Regions from separate parts of the Homo sapiens genome. Here region 1 is linked to region 2. A link is an interaction called in ENCODE POLR2A ChIA-PET data of the cell type or tissue named here. Cell type or tissue: Panc1. All regions are shown on one strand. Links, peaks and the distances in the headings refer to the core of each region. The heading gives the core; the rest is flanking DNA. Region 1 has its middle 4.4 kb from the start of MYO10. Region 2 overlaps MYO10 (myosin X).

Evidence for each region. ChIA-PET counts read pairs that join two places held together with the same protein. Peaks named below come from ENCODE experiments on the same cell type or tissue, not always from the same donor. Only the 100,000 strongest peaks of a DNase experiment are listed, where the experiment ranks them.
Region 1: POLR2A ChIA-PET joins it to region 2 with 9 read pairs; 5 of 35 experiments call an interaction of 5 or more read pairs at or near these places.

Annotation. Positions count from the first base shown.
Region 1 is chr5:16,939,277-16,942,187 of GRCh38, reverse strand. It overlaps the pseudogene RNU6-660P. Among named protein-coding and RNA genes, the nearest start is that of MYO10, 4.4 kb to the right of the region's middle. In Panc1, for the core only: no CTCF peak of the experiment used is centred there; no DNase peak of the experiment used is centred there.
Region 2 is chr5:16,811,552-16,814,462 of GRCh38, reverse strand. All of the region lies in intron 3 of MYO10 (myosin X), which reads left to right. Among named protein-coding and RNA genes, the nearest start is that of MYO10, 120 kb to the left of the region's middle. In Panc1, for the core only: no CTCF peak of the experiment used is centred there; a DNase peak (open chromatin) is centred at 1,302.

The DNA of each region.
Region 1 (2,911 bases), core at 200-2,699, 130 kb before region 2:
GTTGCAGTGAGCGGAGATCATGCTGCTGCATTCCAGCCTGGGTGACAGAGTGAGACTCTGTCACAAAAAAAAAAAAAAAAAAAAAAAGAATATTAATGGCCATTGCAGTGGCTCACATCTGTAACCCCAGTGTTTTGGGAGGCCAAGGTGGGAGGATCTCTTGAGGCCAGGAGTTCAAGGCTGCAGTGAGCTATGATTGTGCCACTGTACCCTCTGTCTAAAATGAAAATTCTTTTGTGCTTACTTCGGCAGCACAAATACTAAAATTAAAGCAAGACAGAGAGAAGATTAGCATGGCCCCTGTTCAAGGATGACATACAAATTCATGAAGCAGTTTATATTTAAAAAATATATATGTTGAAAACTTTTCAGGCCAGTCACGGTGGCTCACGCCTGTAATCCCAGCACTCTGGGAGGTCGAGGCGGGTGGATTACCTGAGGTCAGGAGCTTGAGACCAGCCTGGCTAACATGGTGAAACCCTGTCTCTACTAAAAATTCAAAAAATTAGCTGGGCATGGTGGCGGGCACCTGTAGTCCCAGCTGCTCAGCAGTCTGAGGCAGGAGAATCACTTGAACCTAGGAAGCCGAGGTTGCAGTGAGCGGAGATCACGCCATTGCACTCCAGCTTGGGCGACAAGAGTGAAACTCGGTCTCAAGAAAATAAAATAAAATAAATTATTTTTGGCTGGGCGCGGTGGCTTACGCCTGTAATCCCAGCACTTTGGGAGGCGGAGGCGGGCAGATCACCAGGTCAGAAGATGGAGACCATCGTGGCTAACATGGTGAAATCCCGTCTCTACTAAAAAAATACAAAAAAATTAGCTGGGTGTGGTGGCAGGGGCCTGTAGTCCCAGCTACTCCAGAGGCTGAGGCAGGAGAATGGCGTGAACCCGGGAGGCGGAGCTTGCAGTGAGCTGAGATCGCGCCACTGCACTCCAGCCTGGGCAACAGAGCGAGACTCTGTCTCAAGACTCCCAGCCTCCTCAGTAGCTGGGACAACAGGCGCCTGGCTAATTTTTTGTATTTTTAGTAGAGATGGGGTTTCACTGGGTTAGCCAGGATGGTCTCGATCTCCTGACCTCGTGATCCGCCCGACTCGGCCTCCCAAAGTGCTGGGATTACAGGTGTGAGCCACCACGCCCGGCAATTATTTTCATTTTTAATTATTATCAATACATAGTGTATATATTTATGGGGTACATGTAATGTGTGGATACAGGCATACAATGTGTAATAATTGCATTATTTGTAATTGTGATTAGGGTATTCATCGCCTCAAGAATTTATCATTTCTTTGTGTTATGAACATTACAATTCCACCCTTTTAATTAATTAAAAATATGCAATAAATTATTGTTGCTGTAGTCACCCTGTTGTGCTATCAAATACTAGTTCTTCATTCATCCTATTAAGAAAAAGTTGTATTTGCTGTTATCTGATGCCTAACAAAAAAAATAAGTACATAAATACGTAAAATAATTTTAAGATAGGAACAACAGAATATTAAACCAAGCGTGAGGAGCTTAGGGCTCTATACAATTAACTATATGGGTTGCACACCTATGAAGCTTGCCCTGAAGCTAAGAAGTTAAAGAATTTTTAAAGAGGGGAATGTCAAGGAGAGTGAAATTGGAAAACAGGCTGTTGAATTTGATGATTTGAGGTTACAGAGACTTTCAAGAGAGTGGGGTGGGGGACAAAAATCAGATCATGAGGGGTTTAAGGGTTGATTGCTTGGAGGATGAAGTACAGCAGTGAGAAGTTGGGCATTTGAAGAGAGATGGTCCAGTAGTTCAGAGAGCAATTGGGTTAACGAGCAGCTGTTTTCAAATAGAGCCGACACGATCTTGTTTATTGGCTTGGATACTGAGTGGGAAAGGCTGAAGATGCAAGCAAGAGGAATAAGTGAGGACACAAGGTTTGGAAGTGGCAAACATGTTGTGATTAACAATAATGGTAGAGAGATGATAAACTTTGCAGTCAGTCTCTGAGCCACCCTGGAGTAATGGAAGAGAGAGGGTCATAAAGACACAAAAACATCAAGAGAGAAAGCGAGATGTCAAACATAGCTCCGAGCGGGCTTAATCATTAGGCAGCTTTTCAGGGTTTCAGGGATTTTTGTACTTTTTCTTTATTATACGCAACAGGACCAGCCCCAAACATGAAAACTGATTAATTTGTGAAACTAACACTCCATGATTTTTGTAGGCTATCAGCTGTAGGAGGCATTCTTGCTGTAGTTTGAAGTGATGGGGATTTAGTTAGAATTAACTGTCCATCACATGCTCTCTAATGAGGTGAATGACATCCTTGCCCTAGCTCATCTTGTAGAGAAATACAACCGCTGGCAGAAATGAGTTCTTCCAGTGTCTTCTCCCCATTTTAGTTCTATGTTTATTCTTCTGTACTTACTTCTATTACAATGTGAAACATTTCAGGTATTTTCTCCCAAATTTATTCTATTGAAACCACCTACAATTGTTTTCAGTTTCAGCAGAAAAAAATTCCCTTGAGGATTTCTGAATGCTAAGGTATGAGAAATAAAAGAAACACTTGTGTAAAAATTTAAATCACATTAAAAAAATTCCCTTTTGTTTGAGAAGGTAAAAACATTTGATGTTTTAAACATCCAAGAGGGTAAGTGAGCCCAAAGGATGGACTGCTGTTTAGTTAAGCATGAAAGGACTTTAGAATTGTCAGTTATTAACTTCTAATTTGTGTGAAAGAAACTTTGAGAACTTTCCCTTTCTATAACTAGTAATTAAGCCATTATTCTAACAGGGGCAATTAAGGGGTGAGTGTTTAATAAAAAAAAAAGATAATGGAAAAGACTCTACGCCCCAAGACACATCAAGACAAGGAATGGCAGCAGCAGCAACAACAAAAGGAACTCAGTTTGAATTCACAAAG
Region 2 (2,911 bases), core at 290-2,789:
TTAAAAAAACAAAACGGCCAGGCACAGTGGCTCACGCCTGTAATCCCAGCACTTTGGGAGGCCGAGGCGGGCGGATCACGAGGTCAGGAGATCGAGACCATCCTGGCTAACATGGTGAAACCCCGTCTCCACTAAAAAAAAAAGTACAAAAAAATTAGCCGGGTGTGGTGGCGGGCGCCTGTAGTCCTAGGTACTCGGGAGGCTGAGGCAGGAAAATGGCGTGAACCCGGGAGGCGGAGCTTGCAGTGAGCCGAGATCGCGCACTGCCCTCCAGCCTGGGTGACAGAGCGAGACTCCGTCTCAGGAAAAAATAAATAAATGAAGATTACAGTTCTGTAGGTTGAAAGTCCCATAAGTCTCACCAGCAGAAATCAAAGGGTCAGCAGGGCTGCGTCTGTTTCCAGATGCTCTAGAGGAGGATCCGTTTCCTGCTCATTGTGTCGTTGGCTGAATTCAGTTACTTGCAGTTGGAGGACTGAGGTCCTTGTTTTCTTGCTGACTGTCACCTGAGGGCTGTTCCCAGCTTCTAGAGGCCGCTCACATTCCCTGGTCTCCTGATCTGTGGCTCCCTTTCTTCATCTTCAGTGCCAGTAACCATGTATTGTTTCCCTCTCATGGCTTCAAATCTTTCCTCCTTCTCCTCCACTGTCTTCTTTCTCTCTCTCTGACTGCAGCCAAGAAAGGCTGTCTGCTTTTAAGGCCTCACATGATTAGATTGGGCCTCCCTGGATGATCTCCCCATCTCAGGCTTCATAACCATAATCACCTGTGCAGAGCCCCTTTGCCATGTGACATTATCTAGTCACAGGCTCTGGGATGAGTGTGGATGGATGTCTTTGCGGGAGGAGCCATTATTCTGCCCACCATACGTGTCCTCCTTTTTTTGTTGTTGTTGGTTTTTTTTTTTTTTTAGAGCCAGGGTCTCACTTTGTCTCCTGGGCTGGAATGCAGTGACATGATCGCTGTTCCCTGCAGCCTCTAACTCACTCCTGGGCTCCAGTGATCCTCTCGCCTGAGTATATATATAGTACTACAGTATATAATATATAGGACTATAGGTGTGAGCCACTGCACTTGGTTAATTTTTAAGTTTTTTTAATTTTTTTAAATTTATAAAACATTGCTATGTTGCACAGGCTGGTCTTGAACTCCTGGGCTCAAGTGATCCTCCCTCCTGGGCCTTCCAACGTGTTGGGATGACAGGCATGAGCCTCCGCATCCAGCCAGGTACTCTCCTTTGAGTCATATCATTGAGGAGGGACTCCTGTGGCATTTTCCCCCTGCTGGCGTCTGGATGTTTCATTATTTGTTGACTTTCTGTTCTGAGCTGTCAGGTTCCATGGGTTGCTGGCAAGTGGCTCATCGCCAGGTAGAGAGGCTGCCATTCTTTGCTAAGGAGTAATGTTAGCTTTTTCTCCTTGGGGACTGGTCTTTTTATCTGAGAACTTTGTCAGAAACCAGGAAAATATTTTTTTATTGTAGCTTTTGGCATCTTCTATTGAAATGGGGTAGAAAGTGATAAAAAAAAAAAAAAAATAAAAGCACCCAGAATAGTCAAGTTAGAGTTGATCTTCCCTTTTCTTCACTAACCTCCTCTTTGGCTCCGTATTGATAATTGAATCTTTCTGAACACCAGTTTTTAAAATAAACGTGTTTTCAAAGGTCAGATATCATAATCCCTCTTAACAGGGATGTTTTAAAGTAAAAGAAGTGAAAGCTCTGGGAACTTTAACCTTTGTACCTTTGTCTCCATCTTAGCCATCTCATAGCAACAAGTGTTTATTTAGAAAGTTCCTGCCTCGAACTTGGCTCCATTTTAAGGGGGATTTGGAAGAAGTTTACAGCATCATCCCTAGCCTCAAAGCTTGCAATTTAGTGGGGAGATAACACCAAGGCCAGCTCACAGCACATGGCCTTGGATAGCTGAAGTCCTGTCATTGAGGGTTATGTGATGATGACACAGGCTTGGGTTTGAGTGTGCTTATGAAGCCCCTGAACCTTACCGCTGGGCCCTTTAGCTATTCCTGTGGGTGCATTCCTGTCCCAGGCTTGTCGCTGAGGGGACAGAGGCCGTACCGAGTTTGATGCCAGTGTCCATAGGTCTGGACTGCGTGGTTTAAGCTGCAGTGCCTGGGTTAGAGCCCCTCTGCGCTGGCTGTAACTGCCTGTGCAGAAGCCCGGCCTTCTATGCCCCTGTTAGATTCTCTTCCTGGAACCCCAGGCTCTTCCTGCCTGAGACTTCCCCTCATCAATCTTATCCTTCCTCTGGCCACTTCAAGACTAGAGCCCTGCTCTGCTCCCAGTTCCCAGCCAGGGGCCCCAGGTTTCCACCCTGAACCTCTTGGCTATGGGTTTGCTGCCTTGAGGAGAGGGGGTTGGCTCTCTCCTGATTGTCCCCTTCCTTGGAATGGGTCTGATGAGGGCCTAGACTTCTTCATCTCCTGTCACCGCCTGCTAAGACCTGGCAAGGGCAAATACCCGCTAAGGAGAGGAGGAGCAGGGTATGTGTTTGTGGTACAGAGACATAACCTATGTGTGGCTCAGGAAGCCCTATGGAGGTGGTGGTGGTGGTGACGCTACAAAGGCATGAGATCAATCAGGGTTGAGTAGAAAGCCTGGCATGGTGGCTCATGCTTGTAATCCCAGCTCTTTGGGAGGCTGAGGCGGGAGGATCGCTTGAGCCCATGAGTTCAAGACAAGCCTGGGCAATTTGGCGAAGTCCCATCTCTACAAAAGATTGCAAAAATTAGCCAGCCGTGGTGGCGTGCCCCTGTAGTCCCTTCTACTCAGGAAGCTGGGGTGGGAGGATTGCCTGAGCCGGGGAGGTTGAGGCAGCAGTGAGCCGAGATTGTGTCACTGTACTCCAGCCTGGGCAACAGAGCAAGACCCTGTCTCAACAAAAGAGAAAAAG